Regions from separate parts of the Homo sapiens genome. Here region 1 is linked to region 2. Evidence: chromatin loops called from intact Hi-C (ENCODE). Cell type or tissue: gastrocnemius medialis. All regions are shown on one strand. Links, peaks and the distances in the headings refer to the core of each region. The heading gives the core; the rest is flanking DNA. Region 1 overlaps SLC6A6 (solute carrier family 6 member 6). Region 2 has its middle 18 kb from the start of LINC01267.

The links. Peaks named below come from ENCODE experiments on the same cell type or tissue, not always from the same donor. Only the 100,000 strongest peaks of a DNase experiment are listed, where the experiment ranks them.
Region 1: it touches region 2 in a loop (2.5-fold over the local background); 7 of 110 quality-filtered maps call a loop at or near these places.

Annotation. Positions count from the first base shown.
Region 1 is chr3:14,426,394-14,437,698 of GRCh38, reverse strand. The region is part of intron 2 of SLC6A6 (solute carrier family 6 member 6); the gene reads right to left. Among named protein-coding and RNA genes, the nearest start is that of SLC6A6, 29 kb to the right of the region's middle. RefSeq lists enhancers at 1,277-2,188, 2,189-3,100, 5,144-5,438, 5,138-5,547, 4,925-5,836 and 2 more and a silencer at 9,252-9,406. In gastrocnemius medialis, for the core only: no CTCF peak of the experiment used is centred there; DNase peaks (open chromatin) are centred at 2,788, 5,288, 8,218, 9,368 and 3 weaker places; H3K4me3 peaks cover 520 bases; H3K27ac peaks cover 8,000 bases.
Region 2 is chr3:14,365,149-14,376,453 of GRCh38, reverse strand. No RefSeq gene overlaps it. Among named protein-coding and RNA genes, the nearest start is that of LINC01267, 18 kb to the right of the region's middle. RefSeq lists enhancers at 4,410-4,649, 8,557-9,075. In gastrocnemius medialis, for the core only: a CTCF peak has its summit at 6,625 (motif pointing right); DNase peaks (open chromatin) are centred at 4,473, 4,825, 5,849 and 6,543; H3K27ac peaks cover 4,026 bases.

The DNA of each region.
Region 1 (11,305 bases), core at 2,179-10,178, 61 kb before region 2:
GTATGTCATGGTGTCATGCTGATTAAAATTAATAACATATTGTATACTTGAAAACTGTTGAGAGTAGATTTTAAGCGTTCTCACTACACACAAAAAATGCTTAGGAAGCGAGGTGATACGTAAGTTAATTGGCTTGATCCAGTCATTCTACAACATACGCAGATGTGAAACATCATGTTATACACCATAAATATATACAATTTTTATTTATCAATTTTAAAACTTCCAGCCTGGGCAATATGGCAAAACCCCATCTTTACAAAAACTACAAAAATTAGCTGGATGTGGTGGCACATGCCTGTAGTCCCAGCTACTCGGGAGGCTGAGGTGGGAGGGTCACTTGAGCCTTGGAGGTCAAGGCTGCAGTGAGCCATGATTGCCCCACTGCACTCCAGCCTGGGTGACAGAGCGAGACCCTGTCTCCAAAAAAAAACAAAAAAAGTTACTTTTAAGAAAAAGATAGCTGTGTTTATTAAGCACTGACCATATACACAAGCAGAATATGCATCTTTTTAAAAAGAGCACTGACTACAAGCACATTTTCATTTTCTTAGCTAATCCCCTCAGTGGGTGCTGCTCCCATCCTTCCTGTGCTGATAAAGCACAGAGATGTGAAGTCACTTGTCCACAGTCACACATGAGGAAAAGGCCACTTAAGCTCCAAATGCCCCCCAGGTCTGTCTTGGCCTCTGAAGTCCATGTTCTCAACTACTGTAGCTGCTATGGATCAAATGAAATGGGGTCTGGTGTCTTTAAGGAGCCAGCTGCAAGCCGGCTGACAAACTGGGGAACTAGGCAAAGGCAAACAGGGAAGTGAAGGGCCACATGATGGAGACGGGGCTCAGGAGGCTGGACAGGGCCTGGGGAGCAGTCAGTGCCAAGGGCCACAGGGCTGGGCCAGGCCAGCTAATGAAACAGCACAGACTCAGGCAGGACAGATGGCGTGCTGGACTGGAGCCCTCCTCTAGCAAACAGGGAACTCTGATGGGGCTCCCTGGACCACTGTCTCCATAGATTCTGGGCTAGGTACAGGCTCAGTGAGCAGGATGGCCAGGATCTATTAGTGATGCCTGCCAAGGGCACTCTCCTTGGCCCTAGTGTTTAACAATTAAGCACCAAAAAAAAAAAAAAAAAAAAAAAAAAAAAAAAAAAAAAAAAAAAAAAAAAGGGAGTTGTTGTTAAGAGTGCTATTCCTGGGTGGGCGTGGTGGCTCACACCTTTAATCCCAACACTCTGGAAGGCTGAAGTGAAAGGGTGGCTTGAGGCCAGGAGTTCCAGATAAGCCTGGGCAACACATTTGGACCCTGTCTGTACAAAAAGTTAAAAAAAAATTAGCCAGGTGTGGTCACGTGCGCCTGCAGTCCCAGCTACTCAGGAGGCTGCGGTAGGAGGATCACTTGCACCCGGGAGTTGGAGGCTGCAGTGAGTTGTGATCATGCCACCTCACTCCAGGCTGGGTGACAGAGCAAGACCCTGTTTCTAAAAAGATGAAAAAATAATAATAATAAAGTAGAAGCTCTTTCCATCACTCTAAGTGGAGTAGCTGTTTTAAGTGGAAATTAATCAAAGCCTTTCTTTTTCTCTTTTATATATATTTTAAAAGTACACCTTTAAGAGATTGAATCATTGAATTGTATCATGAGGTCTGTATCTGTTGGTTATCTGCTCCCAAGGAAAGGCTAACTCAAGCGTGGCGAGCTCCAAAGCCTCCAGAGGCCTGGTGGGCAAAGGACAGGAGTCCACTGGGGTGGGGAGGTCGCAGGGAAGAGTGGGAACCAGGGGACAGGAGGAGTCTGGACTCTCACAGGCAGCTCTCCTTAGCTCCCACTACTGCAGGTGCCTTCGGGACTGGTGCCCACTGGGGCTGGATCCTCCAGCTTCTCAAGAGATGTTGAAATCTGGTTTATATGCACACACACATTTTTCAGTTTCTAAACCACCACCTGGGTCAAACACAAACACAGAGGGGGCCAGACTCAGCCTGTGGCCAGTCTGCTCTCTTTGGTCACACTATTGCCCCCAGGTCACCTAAGGTGGCCGTGGCAAAGGGAAGAATGGGCTCGTGCGGAGATGCTGACCAGGCTGGCCTACAGCCCTGATGGCTTGTCCCGGTGAGGTCATCCAGGAAGCCAGGCATTGTTTTGCCCGGAACAAAGCCGAAACAATGAGCAAAAATATTCTGGTCGTAGTGAAAGTGAATTCTGTTGAGGAAATCGTTTCAGCATGCCGTCTCTGGGACAGGGGCTTGTTATCTACCTGGGGTTCAGCATCCTCGGGTGAGGTCCTCCCCTCTCCTGATTTAACTGCAACCTCCACCCCACCAAAGTACGGGTCTACCCTCAGAGACCCCCGACCTCCGCTAGAAGCCTCCTGCCTGGATCACACTAAGCCCTGCAGAAAAGCCTCTACCTCACCCCCGGCCTCATCAGCCTTGCCTTTCACAGATCAGGAGACTGAGGCTCAGAGAAGGGGGAAGCCTTATCCCAGGTCCCACAGCTACAGGACAGTGGGCCAGGATTTGCACCCACGTCCCAACTCCATGACCTTGGTGCCACCCTGGGGCAAGGTGACCTCTGGATGGGGACCAGCCAGACCACGTAGTTCTTCTTAGTCTGTGGTTTGCTGGGGAAGAGTGGATGACAGTGAGCAGGTTTTGCAAAGAACAAGCCTCTGGAACAACGCCGGGGGTGGCGAGACACGGTATGAGTCTAATAGACAGCCAACTTGTCACCTTCCCCTCATAAAAACATTGGCAGGTGAACATAAGGTCTGGGGACTGGGTCCAAACTGTTTTATCATCTCCTTGGAAGTGGCAGGACCTGGCCCAAAGCCCCAGAGAACCACAGTCTGGCAGCAGAGGAGAGGCAGCAAGGAGAGTGCCACCGTGCCAGTTGCAGGGGGAGGGGTGGAGGCACGGCAGGCTCCCGGTGGCAGGATGGCCTGAGAAGGGCCAGGATGAGGCAGGGTGGCTGGCGCTGCCCCAGATGAAGGTGTTTGAGGCACACACCATACTCCAAACGGAGGTGCCCCACAGCAGAGCCCAAGCAGCTAAGTCGGGGAAAGGGCAGTGGGCGAGGTCAGAAAGCTGGGTCATGCAGGCCAAGTCACTTCCCCTCTGCATCTCAGAGGTCCAGGGTTAGAACAAAGGTTTGAGTGGCTTTGGCAAGCAGTGGCTGTTAACTCACCCTACTATGTGCCAGGCACTGCTCTAGGAACTGGAGACAGTGGGTGAGCCCTACCAAGCTGACCTGCAGAAGGGGAGATAGACACTAAACACATAAATGAGCAATTATTTATGACAGTGCCCAGCACACAGAAAACAACAAAGTAGGCCCCTCTGCGGAGGTGACATTTCATAACAACAGCAGCTCGCTGAGGACTCACTGTGGGCAGGCCCTGTGCCAAGCCCTTTCCAGACACCAACTCACTCACTTACTCCTCACCAGCCCGGATGATGGAAAGAGGCCCAGAGAAGTAAAGCCACTTGCCCAGGGTCATACAGCTGGATTCAAACCCAGAAGCTCGGCTCTAGGGAACAAGCTTTTAGCCACACTGAAGCTGAGGCAAAGAACTGGGGGCAAAGAACTGGGGGAACACTGTTCTAAGAGCAGAGAACAGCAGGTGTAAAGAGGGCCATGGTGCACATAGTGAAGAAACAGAAAGCCAGAGTGTGGCAGAGAGGAAGAGGGGACGGGGCCCCCAAGGCCAGAGTTAGAACCTGGATTTATCCCAAGTTTTGTGCTGCCCCAGTGAGGGCTCAACGCTTTTGGCTAAAAGCCCTGGATTGTCCCTGACCACCAACCCTTCCCTTCTACTCTGAAAGGGAACTTAAGGGCCCATGTTGGGTTTTTCCCTGCAGGTACTTATGACTTTTTTTTTTTTTTTTTTTTTTTTTTGAGACAGAGTCTAGCTCTGTTGCCCAAGCTGGAGTGCAGGGTGCGATCTCAGCTCTCTGCAACCTCCGCCACCTGGGTCCAAGAGATTCTCGTTTCTCAGCCTCCTGAATAGCTGGGATTACAGGTGCCTGCCACCACGCCCAGCTAATTATTTAGTATTTTTAGTAGAGATGGGGTTTCACCATGTTGGCCAGGCTAGTCTCAAACTCCTGACCTCAAGTGATCCACCTGCCTTGGCCTCCCAAAGTGCTGAGATTATAGATGGGAGCTACCGTGCTCAGCTAACACTTTCTGGTGGGGCCTGTAGAGTCGTTAACCCCACACCTCGGCCGCCTGGGTTCCTCACCATGAGCTGAGAACCTGCGGGGTGGGTGGCCAGAATGTCTTCCCCTTGACCAAGGACCTAACACCTAAGACTGGTGGCACAAACACAACATCCTTGTGCAGGAAGCCCAAACCCTGCCGGCTCCATGGGTGAAGCCATGCTTTGAAAGGAACAGGGTCACCCTTTGCTGTAATGTGCTCTTGGGAAGTCATCTGCCCACTCTGCTCTGAGCAGGCACTCGCTTACCTGGGGCAATTCTCTCTGGGGGAGGTGGCGGGAGGGAACAAAAGCTCTGGCTGACTGAGCACCTGCTACACACCTGGCCCAGGGCCATCACAGGGGTACTGGGTCACCGTCCCACCTTCACAGCACTAACGTCCCACCTTCACAGCACTAACGACTAGAGAAGGAGGGAGGGGCTCGTTTTGTTAAAGAAACAAAAATTATTCTACAAGTTCAGAGGAAGGACAAGGTTCCGTGTCTGGTCAAGGGTAGGCTTCAAAGACGTCTCTGGTCAAAGAGTCCCTGAGAGCTGGGCCTGACAGCCTGGACACACAGAGGAAGGTCAAGTCTCTGGGATGCTGTCTGAGGGGACCCTGGACACCACTCAGTAGACTTCCAGGGCACTTGGTACCCACAGCTGGGCTGGAGGAGAAAGAGGAGCTTGGGGAGGGCCACCAAAATGCCTACCTTGGGTACTTGGAGGCCTGTTTCCACAGCCAGAGGCAGGGCCGAGAGCAGCCCCATCTGCAGATTCTGCACACATCGGGGCTTCTCCTGACCTGGGGAGTCGCGCACTGTTGGACTTGCTCTTAAGGCTGGGGTTTTGGGGTTGTTTTCCTGTTGCTATGTGTTTAGGCCAATAACAGCACAACGGTCACACTGCCTGCAGCTCTGCTCCAGGGTGCAGGGGCTGGGTGAAGGGTCAGAGGGAGCCAAGCCCCTTTTCCATCTCCTTCCCCCATGGCCCAGGGCTGGCTGGAGTCAGGCTGCTGTAGGGGCCCCTGGAGCCTGCGGAAGGAGTGGGTGAGTCAGCAGGCAGCCACCTCCTGGCACTGACTCACCAGCGACAGGACAGGGCTGTCACTCTTGCTGTCAGCTTCGCTAGCAGCCCAGCCCTCAGCCTGGTTTTGCCGGAAATGGGGGCGGGGTAGGGTAGACCATGAGCCTGAAACAGGCTCTGCAGAGCCCAGGATTATTTCTGGAGGCCACAAAAAAGAAACTCAAGAAAAGAGAAAGGTTGGTTGCCATTTCCTTGACCTTCTCCTTTTAAGCTGTAAGAAGCCTAAAGCCCTGCTCCTTGTTGGCTATGAAAAGCAGAGGGCAGCCCCTCCCTTGCTCTATAGAAACTGGAAGGATACAGGCCCCAGTGACAGAGTCAGCTAAGGGTGCACGTGCAGGAGCCGGGCCAGCCCCAACTCTGTCACTGTGGCTCTGCCGGATGCCACAGTGCCATGGAAACCAGTCAGGGCGCTCTGCTGTACAGCCTTGGGCAAGTCACCTTCTCTCTTCAGCCTCAGTGTTACCCTCTCTAAAGTAGGCACAATATCCCATCTACAGTATGTGAAACTCCTACCTCATTAAATGTTTGCAAACAACCTCCCCCTCCTTGTTCCTCTTTTAAACATGTTTTTCCCCCTGACGAGGATGTACTTTCTTCTTCCTTCCTACCTCCGCCCCACCTCACTCGGACTCAGAAATTCAGCTCGACCAGAGTGTGGTGCTAGAGGAACCAAACAGCCTGGGATTTAGCAAGACAGGGTGGGGAACTAGCACTGTCGGTCACCGGTGCCCACTGTGTTCTGGAGCACAGGTGCCTGCTCTACTTAACTGGAAGCCGATTCCTAGGCCCCCTCCACCATCCAGAACCAGCCCAAGATCCCCAGGGGTTCCTGAAGCACACGCTGTGGTTTCTCAAGCCCCAACACCCTTGGCTTGTGCTGTGCCCTCAGCCCGGTACACTCTTCCCCTGCCTAATGAGCAGGTACCCCTCACAGCCTCGATGGGACAGCCTCCAGGACAGCTCTGTCCCTGCGTTCCCAGCCTGTACTGTTGCTGTCTGTTACTCCCCAGTCACCCGGGTCCTGCTTCCTGACACCTAGTATTAATACAAGGCCCAGCACGATGAGGATTTTTCAGATGGAATGTTTAGGGCTTAGGGCTCTGGGGACACTCTGCATAGGGAGAAACAGCCTTCCACGTCAGGCATTCTGAGAGCTCCTCTACGAGGGCGACAGAGCAAACTGCAATGACAGATGCTGGGGTATGTGGACAGTGGGGAAGGGTGGACCAGGATGTGCTCCCAACATCTGAGCACAGTTTCCCATCAGATGGTCAAAACTCTACAGATGAACACCAGATCTTTAGGAAATCACTTTTCATTAAACGATGTCCATTCCTGAGCATCTTCCAATAATGACTTTGAAGTTAATTTTTCCTGCCCCTAAAGGTTTGCCAAGTGCCAGGGGATGCCCTGGGATCCCACACAAAATCAAAGACTCACAGTGGGGCTTTGGAGGTCTTGGCACGTCCACATCCAAGCCCATTTTACAGATGAGGAAACTGAGGCCCAGGCCACATAGCAGATCAGTGACAAGACAAAGCTACAGTCTCTAGCCTCCTCCACAGACGGCCCCATCAGAGCTGGAGGGAACTCATTTCACAGAGGGGAAACTGAGGCCTGAAAGATGTGGTGGAGGGGCGGGACATTCCCGACAACCCCAACTTGGTGGGATACAGTGGACGCCAGAGGCTGAACATAAGCTCTTCTTCCAAACTTGGGAGGATGAGGCTCATATCTAATTCTGTCAGGTTGGCAACTGTTGGTGCAGTGGTGGCAGCGACTTCCAGCACTACAAGATGGTGCCTAACAGCGGCTACTGCTCAGCCAGAAGAAAAGCTCAGCGCTAAAATCCACACTCGGGTGGGGCTAGGATGCAGGGAGGACCGACGCTTCTCAACTGTGGTCTTCCTACGTGCAGGGGCCATCTCCCAGGGCAACCCCCAGTGGTAGCCATCTCCCTCAACTTTCCATTGCAATTTAGCTTAAACTCTGGGGGTGCTGGGGACATGGTATACCTTCTGATGGCCTGTCACTCGTGGTGTGGCCCAAGAGGCCACACCAACCATTGGAAACTCCTTGGAGGCGTGCCCTGACCTCTGCTCCCACGTGCTTAGCCGGGTTTGTTTCTAGCAAACCCCAAATGCCTGCCATGTCAGCCCCCAGCTCAAGAACTATCAGTGACTCCCAGCTGCCTAGATAATAATCTGAACTTCTCCTCTTGGAATCCCAGGCTCACTAGAGTTGTCTGACTTGCCCCCAATCTCTGCCACCTTATTTCTCCTTTTGCCCAGCATGACTCTCTCCCCGGCACTGCCCCTTTCAAGTCTGTGCTTGGTTTGTGGGTTCTCTTACATTTAGGTAGATCCCACCCACCTGGAAGACCCTGGTCCAAGTGTCACCTCCCAGCAAAAGCCCTTCCCGCCCACCCAAGACTCTTCCGTTTAGCATCCTCCAGCTCAAATCACCCCCACCATTCACCAGACACTGCACTCTCATTCAGAACTGTGCAACTTTGGATAAAGTTCAAAGTTCTCCTTGGGAAACCTCAGTTTCTTGACCTGTAAGCGGGCCTCATAATCTGTAAAGTCATTCATTGCTGAAGTCTGTGGGATCTTAGGAGGGACTAGTGGATGACCAAAATCCTCACATGAGGAACATCAGAGTTGCCTGAGACACTGGCTAAAAATGCAGATGCCTGGGCCCATGCAGCCCTACTGACTGAATTTTCAAGGTGGGGGCCCACGAATCTGTCCTGTTTAACCAGCTTCCCAGGTGAATCTGAAAATCAGGTGAGGTTGGGAATGGCGGTGCTAATAATGAACTGGGAGGCACCTGGGCAAAACATCAAACAAAATCAGCTCAGGAAAGAGATTAAGGCTGGCTCATGACAGTGCGTGCATGTGATGCGTGTGTGCACACAGACGTCTCATCTGCCAGACTGTGAGCATCTAGGGGCTGGGCCAGGCTGAGTTTCACTTCTGCCAGCCTCACTAAGTCCAGGATCATCCCAACAGCCATTTATCCCGGACTTGAGAGTTTGCCAGAGAGTCTCTTATTCCCTATTGCTGCTGCTCCTCACCAGGCCCTGGCAGATGAAGACCTTGGCCCTCAACTTACAAATAAGGAAAATGAGGCTCAGAGGAGAATGACCTGGCCAAGGTTACTCCATAGCAAGTGGCAGAGCCCAGATGTGGACCCAGGACAGAGCCAACATGCCTTTATCCACTTGCTAAAGAGAAAGGGAGTTTGAGAAATCAAGGCAAAGGCTGGCAGGGGTGACCTAGGGCTCCTGGAGCTGGGCAGCTGAGTGAGGCCTGCATGTTTGAGACTGGGGGGAGAAGCCTTGGAGACCAACCCCGATTCCTGGGGGTAGGGGGGTGCAGAGGGAAAAAGAAGCCTGGCCTTGTCTCTGCAGCAGGCGAGGGGCACAGTTCAGCTGAGCAGGCCCCAGGCAGTGTCTCTAAGGACAGGAATGAGCTGCAAGGCACATTGCCTGGGACTTAGGGGCTCCCCTCACTGTCACCCAGCAGAGAGGAGTCACTTTCTCCAGTGGAGGCAGCAGGTGGGACTTCCCCAACAGCAGAAACACCTGTCCCTTAAACACCACCTCCCCAGGCATAGGGAACAATGGCAGGAAAGGCCAGCGGAGGCTCTGGTGACATTGCTTGACCAAGGTGAGGCTTGCCCTGCTCTGGACTGTGGTTCAGAACTGCTCTCAGGAGACTCAGCAGCCTGGAGGTGCAGGGTCCCAAATGTCCCTCCCACACACCTGCACACAGGGCCCCTCTCTCAGCAAAGGCACCCTCCCCAGGAGAGAAAGTTGTACACCATAAATAAACCTGTCTCTGCTTCAGGTTCCTCAAATATAGAATGGGAGTAATAACAGTACCTAAGTTGTGAGGCTGTTGAGAGATTAAAGAACCAAACATGTATGGACTGCTTAGAACAGTGCCTGGCATACAGCAGGCACTTAGAAAGTTCAAGCTATCAGGATGATGACAAAATTGACCGGCATTCTTCCTCAACTCATGGGCAGCCTGGGCTCTGAGCCGAGGCCCTGCTGAGCATCTCTTGGGCACCATGCCCGCCGAGTGCTTTACAGATCATCTTACAGGGCCAAGACCAGGGCTCAAACACTGGCCAACCGCTTCTGAGATTCAGGGTGTCACCCTAACAGCTGGGCCTCCTCCTAGCTGCCCCCTCCCTTCTATTCCAACTGTCTCTCTCCCAGGCCTCTCAGGGGCCAGCCTCCTCTTCTGCAGTGCATGTGACTGGGGGATCCTGGGGTCCCCATCAATATTCTTGCTGAGCAATGTGGGTCCCCTGTGTTGGTGGGTCCCTGGGGATCTGAGCACAGATGTGAAAACCTGCCATCACCTCCCTCCCCTAGCCCTTAGGATACAGTTAGGGGAGCATCTCAGGGCAGAAAGCAGAGTGGAGGAGCCGAGGGCCAGATCAGGGCCTGCAGTTCCCCATGCAAAGTACTGAGTACCCTTCTGGCCCTTGGGATGGTGGCACCTGCTAAGCTGGGGAGATGGAAGTTACAGGGGCTGGGAACTGGACTCGAGAGTAGAAAAGGACTTTGCTGTGGACCTGCAGAGCAACCCCAACAACCCACAGGAGGGAAGAGCAGGGCAGCTCCTTGGAGCAGGGTGGCCAGGCAGCTTCTCTCCACCTGCTGGCCCCTGGGACACCTTGGGCAGCTGGAGAGAAAACCTTCAGGAGAGGAATGTTACCTTGCTGGTGGCCCCCAGGATGGCTGCAACTGCAGAAGTCAGACACTGGGACCCCTCAACATGGCAGCTTTGAAACCCCACAGCTCCTGGCTGAAGGTCCTTGGGCACCGGGGACCCCTCCTTTAGGCATTATTGAATGACAGATCAGCCCAACAACTTGATGCCCAGAGTTCACATATAGTAAGCAGACAGAGGCCTGGGAAGGAAGGCGGGGCTAGCCAGGAAGCTCTGAAGCCAGGCTGATGGGGCTCAAACCCCAGCTCTGCAACCGTGGGCAGCATATGCTCTGTGCCTCGGTTTCCTCACCTGTAAAACATGGCTGATAATGGCATCGACCTCACAGGGTGGATGGCGATCCCACCAGGTTAATTTCTCAGGACAGGGCCAGGTGCCCAGAGAAGTGTACGTTAAAACTCCAGGTGTGAAGGGGAACATCTACTCATGCTGGGGCTAATCTGGAAGAGCTGCCTGCCTGTAGCAGGACTCAGGACAGCTGCAATTATTGTGGTTGGCTCTTAGGTCTTCCCAAAGGGCTTCTACTCTGAGGCACAGAAGCAGCCAGAGAGTGCGGAAGACACCCAGCACCCAGGGTCTCTGTGCCTCAGAGTACCTGAGCATGAGGTCACAATGCTCCTTCCAGCACAGCGCAGGGTGCTGGGAGGCTGTGTTTTCCAGGAAAGTACACCACATAAGAACGCTCTGCAGCAGAACTAAAGCCAGAGAGGGGTTCCTTTATCACAGAACCCCCATCGCCACGCCGTTTCTGGGAGGCCCTGCCATTCCCAGGCCCTGAAGGACACATTCCTGCTCATCCTCAGGTGCACCTTCCCCTGGGAAGCCGGCCCAGAAGTTTCTTCTTCCTCACCAAGACCGCAGGAAGCTCTAGGGCAGGGCCAGCCCTCCTCCCAGGTAGGGATGAGGAGGGTCCCGGCTTATTGTCATAGCAACCCTTGGTTCTCCTAATTCCACCTGTTCTTGTATAACTGAAATAATAACTGCAGCTGACATTGTCTGTCTGGCACTGTGACGGGCACTTTACATAATTCTAGCTAATAGAAATGTTTTAATCAGGCTAAATATTTTTTTCTTTCCTTAAATCATTTTTCACTGATTACAGCTGCTTACTTTTCTCCTAATTAGTCCGAAAGTAGCGAGACTGTGTAGCATCTTAGAGTCTAATGGGGCTTAAAAGCACACTCGAAATGCTTTAAATGTATGCAAAATCCTCCAACCTCGTGGCCAATCCCAGCTCCCTGGGCTGCAGGCTTGCATGTGCAGTTTGGGG
Region 2 (11,305 bases), core at 2,176-10,175:
CCCATTATCTCTCAGCTGGACAGCTGGAGAGAGGAGGACTACTGATGCTGAACAGGTCAAATTTTAACAAACCTGTATCTTGGATCGGTTGAACATAGACCTACCAGGCTGGGAGTGGTGTCTCATGCCTGTAATCCCAGCACTTTGGGAGGCCGAGGTGGGCGGATCACCTGAGGTCAGGGGTTTGAGACCAGCCTGGCCAACATGGTGAAACCCCATCTCTACTAAAAATACAAAAATTAGCCAGGTGTGGGCCCAGGCACCTGTAATCTCAGCTACTTGGGAGGCTGAGGCATGGGAATCTCTTGAACCCGGGAGACGGAGGTTGCAGGGAGCTGAGATTGTGCCACTACACTCCGGCCTGGGCGACAGAGTGAGACTCTGTCTCAAAACAAAAACAAAAACATACACCTACCTATGCCTCCGTGTCTTCACCAAAGCTAACCACTGTCTGGAACTTGATGCTTCTTGTTCAAAGTATATTTTTATTCTTTTACTATTAATACATATGAATGTATTGACAAATAATATATACCAAATATGTGTTTTTTAAATCTTCATGTAAAGTGGATCACACTGAATGCCTTCTTCTGGAACTTGCCTTTTCTCCTTCCGTAGTGTTTCTGAGGCTCATGATGCCAGCATGTGTAGCTGCCATTCATGCATTCTCACTGCTGTGTAGTATTTCATGCAAGGCTGCAACCCCTTTTGTTGTTCCTATGTCTGACTCCCTCTGATCCAGGTGGCATGGTTTGGGGTCCTGTGTTACGGGTGGGAAAACTGGGGCTCAGAGAGGTTAAGGAGCCTGTGTGGGGTCAGCCAGCTTCTTAAGGGCATAAAAAACTCTGTTGAGCTCCAAAGGGTGTGGTTCCCAGGCTCCTTTATATTCAATAATATGATCAAAAAGGGGAAGAGACATTCAGTTGGCCTAGCCCTGGGGCCACCTCAGTTCTCAGGGGGTGGCCAAGAAGGGGGGCTTGACCTGGCATCCACTGGGCAGGTGGCCCAGTGGTCAGAAACCACTCCCAGCCCCAAATCCGTCCATGACCTCATTTCACCCTAGAGGTAGCTTGGGGACACAGCATGCAGGCCACAGGGTGGACACTGGCTCCGTAAGACACCTCCTGCCAGGACGCCAAATAGGAGAGTCCTGAGCTGGATGCTACTCTAAGACTCTAAGCCTCAGTTTCCTGACTGATAACACGGGGATCATCACCATACCTGCCCAGAGGAAGGCTGGAACACTGTTCAGGGCATTGAGGTGCCTCTGTCCCAGCTTTGTCTGTTTTTATTCATTCGCTCATTCAACAAGCAAGCACTGGACATCTGTTTAGGGGCAAATGCTACACAGGGCTCTGGGGGGCTGAGAATGACTGAGAATTAGGAGCTAGAATGGGGCAGCAGACAAGCTGTCATCACAGAGAGGGTACTGGCTGTGTGACCCTAGGCCACTCTGCTCCCTCCGCATCTCTTTCCTCCCTTGTGGAATGTGCTTTGGGAGGTGCCTAGACCCTCACCTGGCTATAGGAAGTGGGGCTGTGTCTTTCCTCCTGGGTTCCTAGGCAGAGAGAAGGCTACAAAGCCACTGGTGAGCATCTTGGAGCCTGAAGCTGCCGGCTGCCGGCCCTGTCCCCAAGGTGGGCGGGCCCTGGTAGGTGGCTGTGGACATAGTTGGGCAGTCAGCTCATGCCCCAGACATGCAGGCATGTCACTGCAAGGACAGCCCAAGGAAAACCCCTCCTCCTGCTGTCTCTGCCACCCTCCTCTCTCCTCCTCCCTCCCACTCCCCTGGGTGAGGCAGCTGCTTCTCCCAGAATTTCCGCAGCCTGCCCCGGCTGCCCACCCTGCAAAGACCATCAATCCTTGGTGCCTGCACAGGCCCTGCCCATCCTGGCAGGGGCAGCTGCTGCCAGGGGAGCCTGCCCACCCTCACGTCGCTCAGGCACCAGCTTGACACAAACACAGACCAGGCAGGAAGAGCCAATTCAGGTCACCCTCAGAAACGGCTCAGGGCTCAGGCTGCCCAGGCCCTGAGGGGAAGCCTCCTCGGGGTGTTGCTGAGTGTCAAGGCCCCCACTCCACCCCTGTGGTTTATCTGTTTCAGAAAGACCCCATGGTGAGGGGATATGGGCTGAACAGAGGCCCTACCCCAGCTGGAGAGACGGCAGGTCTATTCAAGAGCCTGGGAATCGGGTCGGACAGCTTGGGTGTTGACATCGGTGCTGCCGCCACTTGGGCTGTGTGACCTCAGGCAGGTTGCCTGCTCTGTCTGAGCCCCGGCGTTCTCTTCTGTCCAGTGAGGACCCCTTGCATGGGGGTGTGGGATTCCATGGGACATGGAGGGGGCAGTGCCCTGCAGAGGGGCTGGCATTGAGGTCAGGAAACAGAGTTTAGGGGCAGGGTGGGGAGTATGTCACATGACTCCAGGATGAACGCCGACAGCAAGGGAAGCGGGACTGGTAAGTGTCAGGGTGTGGAGGTGTGGAGGTGTGGGGGCAGGTGGCAAAGGGAGAGAGCCAGAGAGACAGGGGGAGAGAGAGAGAGAGAGAGAAGGCAGGAGAGCCTAGAGAGACAACAAGTGAGGCAGCCAGGGAGGGGGACATTCTCGCTGTGGGTGGGGCACACTGAACCTTCCTGAAAGAAAGGCTCTTGAGCTGAGCCTGGAGGACTCCATAGAAGGGTTGGGTTTTGGGCTGGGGAGAGGGTCCAGTGAGAAGTTGATTGTGACTGAGGACAGGAGGGTGACATGTCCCCCAAACTGGTGCTTGTCGACGCCAGCAGGCAGACCACTTCCGGAGGGCCCTGAGGATGGTCCCACTGTCCTTCCCCAGCCATGGCCCTCCAAGGGATGGAAAATCATGGATGCAGAGAGACAGGTGGAGGAACTGAGGCACATGTGTAGTATCTACCCCCCTTACAACTTCCTCCGGAATGGTCCAGTTGTTCTCTTCTGCCCTAAAACTTCCTCAGAGTTTATTCTTCACCAGACAGAGCCCTTGGCCCTCACCCGCCAGCCTTGGGTGGGCTGCTGTGTGGAGACCCCAGCAGTCTCGGAGCTGGGTAGGAGGAGGAGGGGCTGCAGAGCCTGGACCCCGTGGGCGGCACACCTCTGGCTGAATCCGTGGGGTGGGGAAATTTCTTACCCTCTCTCACCTGCCGAGCGATCTCAGGCAAGTCTTAAGGCACATCTGGCTTTGACTGCCCATTGGTGGAACAAGGTGGTCTCTGAGGCATTTCCAGCTGCACGTTCTCACTTTTGAGAGCCCCAAATGTCTGTGGCAAAGAACCATGGATATATGTCCCATATCTCAGAGATGATGAGAGAGAGTGACAGAGAGGAACCCAGACAGAGAGTGGATACCCCACAGAGACAGCAGGCAGAGACAAGATGGAGTAGAAAAGAGAAGGAGAGAGAGGGGGCAGGGAGAGAGAGAGAGAGAAGCCTAGGAGTCAGATACAGTCAGGGACAAAAGTGGAGAGAACAGAATCAACTGCACACAGGTAGACACGGGGGTGGGGATACATAGATTGGAATGTGGGGGTGGGGAGCACCAGGGAGCCCAGCAGCCGCGTCCCCAGACAGCAGGCACAGGGCCCCAACGTGGGGCAGCTGGAGGCAGCAGCTGAAGCAGCCTCAGCCTACCGAGCACTCCTCCCTGCCCACCATGTCCGGCTTGGATCCAGTAGGACCCCTGGGGTGAGGAAAGGGTAATGGAGGGACAGTGTCAGCTAGGAACCACCCTACTTCCCCAGGTCTGAGAAGTAGGATTAGGAAAATGTTTCCAGAGCACCTGCTGTGTGTTGGGCTCTGCTGGGTCCCAGCTGTGCAGATCTGGGGGAGTCATTTTTCCCTCTGGATCTCAGTTCCACCATCTAAAATGGGGATGTTCAGAGATCCTGTCACACAATGGCTGAGTGCTAGGGTCCAGGGGCGGGGCTGCCTGGAGTGAATCCTAGCCCTGTCATGTATTAGGGTGTGGCCTCGGGCTGCTCACTTCACCATCCTGTGCCTCAGTTTCTCCATATATAAAGTGGGGGTAATCCCAGTCCTTCTCCTATGGTGTTGCTTTGAGGACTAGATGAATGAGTATACATGATGTCATTGCTTCCGAATGCTGGTTGTGCCCCAGGTCACAGAACAGTTGGGAAGAGAAAATGAATCCTGCTGGTAATATGCCTGGCTGCATGTCTAGAGCATTGGAACCATCCAATAAATTACATCATCCTTAATCTCCAGCAGGAACCTGTTTTGCAGATCAGAAAACTGAGGCTAAGAGAGGCAAGGCAACTTAGCCTAGACCAGGCAGCAAGTGAGTAGTGGGCAGTGATATAAACGCAGGCCTGGCTGATCCCAGGTCTCCAGCTCTGTCCAGGAGGGTGGCATGCCTGAGGCTTTGAAGTACAAATAAGATTTCAGCAGGTCATGGGGTGGGGCTGGCCCAAGAGGCTTCTGGGCTGCTGGCCAAACCGGAAGAGCATGAGGCACTTATGGGGAATCACTTGTCACCGGGCCTGGCCGGGACACCAGCTGAGGCAGTAGGGGAGTGGCTGAGGGCAGTAAGGACTCATCAGAGGCTTCGAGCAGGGGAGGAGCTGCTCAGATAGGGGGTCTGGGAGCTGTGCACTGGCCACTGTGGAGGCAGAATGAATGGGGGTGCTATGGAGAAGTGCTGGGCATCTCCCCAGGGAGGTCAGATCGGACAGTGCAAATGAGGTAAATTTTTTCCCTATGTAATAAGGCCAAATACAGTGCCAGAAGCCACCTCATGGAGGCAGGGTTTCCTCCCCGTTTCCTTCTCACCCAGTGGGCATAGCCACGGGAGTCTGGCCATGTGCCGGGTATGTGGCTTATAAAATCACCACCATAACCTCACGAGGAGCAGAGGTTACTGTTCCCATTTTATAGATGCAGAAACAGAGACACACAGGGTTAAGTGGCCTTCCCAAGGCCACATCATTGGTACTCCAGATCTGAGTGGCCTCTGCTCTCTCCCTCCTCACCCTAACCCACACTCCAGGTGGCAATTAATGGCCCCTGGGTTCCACATTGTGGGATGTTCAGAGGCCGGGAAAGATGAGCCGATAGTGGAAGGGCTTTCCCGGGAGGGTCCCAGCTGAGGAAGAGGCTGAGAGGTGGGAATGGGCAGGCTGGTGAAGGCACAGTGGCATCCCTCGGGGCCCTCAGTAAAGGTCTCAGTCAACAGGTGAACAATACCTGCGACACTAGAATGGTGAGTATGCATGATGACAGCAGCCCCACTTCTCACCATGGGTCGTGAGGTAAGAACAGCATTATGCCTATTCATGAATGACACGCAGGTATCATTGCCCATTTCACAGATGAGGAAACTGAGGCATGGGCTAGGGGCTGAGCTGGTCCCGGGGCCTAGGGCTTTGGGAGTCAGGGTGTGGGGTGATGCTGGTGGGAGGAGTGCTCAGGGCCTGAGAATTGCTCCGAGTAACAGGACAAAAGCTGAGAAACCTAATCATGTGTTTACCCAGCCTGGGGATTACAGCAGTGCTGCCGGGGGCTTGCCAGGGAGGTAGGCAGGTAGCAGCAGGCCTCCTGGGGCAGGGCAGGCAGAAGGGGTGGACTGGGCTGGCATTTCGCAGGCTGTGGTGTCTGCAAGTCACCAGGCTCGCTTGTGTCAGCTCACTTTGTAAAACGTCTTCACAGAAGTAGGGAACCCTGACTGTGCCCTAAGCCCGGGTGTAGGAACTTTGCACACATCAACCTTTACAATAGCCCTCAGGCAAGACAGGGGTCCTGCTGCTATCCTTACACTGTACAGGTGGGGAAAGTGAGGCAAGGAGACCCACCTGAGGGCATACAGCAATGAAGAGGCACAGCTGGCATTTGAACCTGGCTCACGTGGTCTCAGAGTCCTTGTGCTTAGCTCTCCTGCTACCTGATGCTATGGGCTGGGTCAGCTGATTTATTCACTTATTTATTTTGGCCACAGGGTCTTGCTCTGTCATCCAGGCTGGAGTACTTTGGTGCGATCATAGCTCACTGTAACCTTGACCTCCTGGGCTCAACGATCCTCCTGCTTTGGCCTCGTAAAGCACTGGGATTCCAGGTATGAGCCACTGCACCCAGCCTGTTCATTTATCTTTTTAGAGACAGGGTCTCACTCTATCGCCCCGGCTGAAGTGCAGTGCGCAGTCTTAGCTAATTGTAGTCTCAACTTCCTGGGCTCAAACCATCTTCCTGCCTCAGCCTCCCAAGTAGCTGGGACTGTAGGCACAAGACACCGTGCCCAGCTTAGGTCAGCATATTTAAAAAAGGAAACACCACATCATATCTGAGAAGAGGCTGCTATAAACAGAAGGTACCATGAAAACAAAGATAATAAAGACAGGACACAGTTCTCACATTTTCTGTAGATGCTGTTACCTGGGAGAGTTCAGAGCCAGAGACCTGCTTGCTGTTTGCTAAAAGGTCAGAACAGCAAGTGGCGGAGGGGAGCCGAGGTGAACTCCCGGGCCAGGTGGCTGGCCGGGACAGCATCTGCAGGGGATGAACTCTCTCCCAGGTGAGTCTGTTGTCTTTAGGGCTGCGCCAGGCTCTGAGTCTCCTGACTCGCTTAATCCTCACCACAGTGCTGAGAGTCCCCATCCAACAGGTGGCAGGAGGGAGGCTCGGCAGGGTTGGTCACTTGCCAGAGGTCCCAGTCAGGTGGGGCTGAGCTGAGGCTGACCAGGCTTCCTGGATTTCTTCTCAAGCTCCTGTGGGCACTTCAGGACCTGTCCATTCCACAAACATCTGCTGGGCAACATCCCTTTGTTCACTCCAGATGCCAGGCCAGTGTGGTTCCTGTTCTGGGTACCTGGAAGGAAGACAGGCCCCAAACCAGACCCCCTCCCATGAGAAGGCCCACTCAGATAACTCAGCCTGGGTCTAGGAAGGCTTCCTGGAGGAGGTGGAGCCCAGATGAGTCTGGCAGGAGGAGGAAGAGTTGGCCTGGCATTAAGGAGGCCTGAGCCTGAGCTTCACAGAGCACTGGGAGCAAGCATGGCCACCCCCAGGAGGTCACAGTCTGGTGGGGAAGCGGGGCTAGAAGGGCTGTGCACAGGAAAAAACACATAGCCAGTATGACCCAATTACCTTCCTTGGAAAGTGAGCCCCCCTCCAAGAAACTGGGAGGCCCTGGGGGACTCAAGCCCACTCCAAATCTTTTTTATTTTATTAAAATAAAAATTTAAAAATTTTAAAAATTAATTCAAATTAATTTAATTAAGTTGCTCTACCTGCTCATGGCAGGTACCAAAAAACAGATGCAGAGCTGAGAGGGCCTTTGTGCATGTCCCAAATGTAAACAACGGGGACATGGAGGTCCAGAGAGGGCAATGGATTTGCTCAAGGTCACACAGCAAAGCAGTGGCTGGCAGGGGCTTACACTCAGCTCCTCCTTCCTCTCTCCTCTAGTCTTCTTTGCCCCCTCATCCTTCAACTACCACCCCAAGGAGCTTGGCCCTCACTGTGCTTCCTACAGATTTCCTGGGTGCTTGCTCAAGTCCATGTCAATCTTGAGAACTCGGGGATGAATGCCCATAATGGTAATAATGGTTAACCTTCCTCAGCACTTACTGTGCTAACTGTTTCATGTGAGTTACCCCTGCCCCCAGTACTTGCAGAGCCTTATGAAGTGGATGCTATTACCAGCCCTTTTTTTACCGGGAAAGAGGGCCAGAGGGGTAATGTAACCGGCCTGAGATGGCACAGCAAGTAAGTGGCAGAGCTGGACCTGAGCTCATGCTGGCTGGCCTCTGGAGCCTGCCCGTGGAGCCTTCTAAGTCCCAGGCATTTAGTTACCTTCACAGTCCATACAGACACATCAACAGCCCACTCTAACTGCGTGGAGGATGCTCCCATGGAGACAGTGTACCCAGGTAAGAGGCCAGCCCCACCTCCTGGCTGCTGGAATCATCTCCAGGCATGGACAGCTTCGCGTTCCCAGTTGTACCTTTTCCTTAGCAAGTCTTCATGCTGAGCTGATGGGTGTGCTAGAGGAGAGAAGGCACTGGTGAGGACCTTGGCCGGCAGGCGGGCTGGCAGCCCCCAGGTGGGGTGGGGCCCCTCCGCAGCATTGGCTCCTGGCACAGGCGCTCATGCCCCTCTGCGCCACCCTGCCCCAGGATGGCACCGGGGCTGGAAGTTGCGGTTCTCAGCCTCCAGGCATGCTCTGCCCACAACCGCCTCTACCAGCCTGTTGGAATGTGGAGTCCTGGCATGGCCAGGAGGCCCAGGTGTGGTGGGTGAGGCCTCAGCAGAGTGAGGAGGGGGTCTCCCATGGGGAGCTGGGGCTGGCACTGGAATAAGTGATCACCGCATTTGAATCCTAGCTCTAAACGTCTTAGCTGGGGAGTTCTGTGTGGACTGCTAGAGCCCTGGTGTCATCTGTTAAGGATGCTGCTGCCAATCCCAGAGTTTGTCTCTCCTTGAAATGAGAGAATTGGAAAAGCAACTAGTTAGTGCCAAGCACATGGTAGATGCCCACAAATGATGGCGCGTATTCCTGTGTGAACCCATTTTGCCTCCTGGCCTCATTGGACATCCAATCCTGATTAGTGGGAGTGACACCTTGTAGGTCTGGGTTGAGGAGGATTCCAAGAACCAATCTGGTCTCAACGGGAGAAAGGTCTGTGTTAATTATGTCTGTCAGGCAGTGCGAGAGGACAGAGAAGTATGCGTGCCCTGGAGTCACCATTGTCCCCTACCCCCTCCTCTCCCCTCTCCTCCCCTCCCCGCATCACCTTCCCTCCTCTCTTCCCTCCCATCTCCTCCCCTCCCCTCTCTTGCTCCGGTTTCTGGTGGCTCTGCTTTCAAAATATATTCAGAAGCCAGTCACTCTTTACCATGGCCACTGCTACCACCTGGTGCAGCCAGCATCATCTCTCTCGCCTCCTCCCTTGCTCCTTCCTCCCTTACCCGTTCAGCCTCTCCTCTTAGGCCCCAGAGGGATCCTGTTAAACCCACATCTACCCTCGTCCCTGCCTTGGCGAGCAGCCCCGTGGCTGCCTTTCATTTGGGATGGAAGCCCAGGTCCCCACAGTAGACTGAGTGGTCTGACTCCCGACATTCCCACGCCTCTCCTTCCGCCTCTGTCCTGCTGGCTCACTCCGCCACACTGGCCCTCCCCCGCCCCCCAGCTCCCCTCAGGTGTGGAGTGCATGGCCCATGGCCTTTGCTCTTGCTTCCCCTGCGGGGAATGCTCTTCCCCCAAATGCCCACGGGGCTCACTCCCTCACTTCTTTGACCTCTGCACAAATGTCCTCGTGTGAGTGCAGGCTCCCTGCTATTTGAAATGGCAGCCTCACCCTCTGTGCCATCCTTACACCCACCTCATCCCTCTCCCTGTCCCATCCTTACTCACCCCCATTCCTACCCACCCCCATCCCTACGCCCGTCTCTTTATGATTCTCTGTAGCTCTCACCACTTCCTAACACTCTGTGCATTTTCTTTCTTTATTCGCTTACTATTTAATCCCCCTCAAGCTCTGCATGGGTGCTGAGGCTCTACGCTCCAGCCATCAGAATGGCTGGTCTTTCCCCAGGAGCCCCCTGATCCCTGGACCCTGGGCCCTTGCATATGCAGTTCCTCTATCAGGAAATCACCCTGTCTTTTCCATTCGGCTAATTCCTCAGTATCTTTTAGGTCTCTGCTTTGATGCCACCTCCCCAGCTCCTGTGTTTCTGGAACAGCCAACATGGGGGGCCTTTGAGGGCAGGGGCTGTGCACACCGAGTGCATTATTGTGTCCATGGTGCTGCCCAGGCCCTGATATACAGCAGATGCTCAATATGTGCTCAATGAAGGGTTTGCTGGCACCCAGAAGCAAAAGAGCTGTGCCTTCTGCTGCTGAATCCCTTTCTGCTGTCGTCTTGGGAGGGGAGTGCCGTTATTACTAACGATGTGTAGTAACTGTACAGCCACTGGTAGTTCCTTTCTGAGGCACTTTCATGCTGTTATTTCCTAGCTACGTAGTGAGACAAGCAGCTCACAGCCTGCTACTAGGAGTGGCTCAGAGAGGTCAGGAGTGTGTGTTCTAGGTCACACAGCTTCACCTTTCCTGGCCAAGGAGACAGAGCACGTTTCTCCTCCTGGAGGCCCCGGGGAGATCCACGTGGTTCCACCGAAGGCCTAAGGGTAAGGGTAGGGTTCAACACCCACAACTGTGGCAGCTGGATAGTGTGTCAGTGGCTATACCACGGGGGCTGAAGGATTCCTCACAATCTGGAAATCTGAATGATTTGGCTCCAACTGGCAAGAGGAAAAAGGAGGCAGAGCCTAGGGTTAAAAACAAGAAGAGAGGAAATTAGGGTTGGGTTCTGCCCACGCCAGCACCCTCACCCCCGCCCTACGATTCTGTTCCACAACCTCTGCACGGAATGTGCACACACCAGATCCCTTTGGAACATCTCCCCAGAATATTCCAGGCCTTTCCTGTGGTTGAGGGAATGGGTGCCAGGCATATCCTTTTCTCCGGATAATTTTTGGGGGACGTGACCCTTAGTGGGCCAGGCATACTTGGAAAAGTCCCTGGCCTTCCTTCCCCAAACCTCTTAGGAGTTATCTGTGGCCTATTTCACTTTTTCAGGCCCACCGAGGAATTTTCAAGATCACCAACACTTGGAGCTTTAAAATTCAAAACATGTTAAATGGTAAATGCTCCCATTACTGACAGAAATCTTCCCCAATGCTTCATGAACTTGCAGACAGGACTGACACAGCTAAGCTTTCCTGACTGATTCGGGGCCATGCTGTCTACCAAAGGGCTAGCTGTTAAGACAATGAGGATCAGGGACATTTGCCCTCGTACTGAATGTCCCCAGCCACAGTACTTACATAGTTCTTACATGTACCTTCCCCCTCGGTGACATTTTATATTTTCCAAAGATGGCCACAACAGCTCCCATCCCATTCTTCTTGTGGTGACACTCACACCCGTCTCTGAGAGGTGAGGCCACATATTCTCTTTTCTTGAATTTGGGTGGGCCTGTGACAATGGCAGGACAATGCTGAGTGGCTATGTCATAAAGGCAATACCCCTTCCATCCAATTCTCTTGGGATGCTCATGTTTAGAATCCAGCCACCATGTTGTGAGGAAGCCCACGTCACCTATGAAGACCTACACAGAAAAGACTCAAGGCCCCAGGCACTTGAGCTGAAGGATGAAAAAGAGTTAGTCAGCAGGGGAAATTGGGGAAAGGGTATCTGGTAGAAAGAAGGAACAGCTTGTGCAGAGGTTCAGAGGCAAGAGAGAATTTGGCATATTTGGGAAGCTGCAAGAGGTGCAGGGC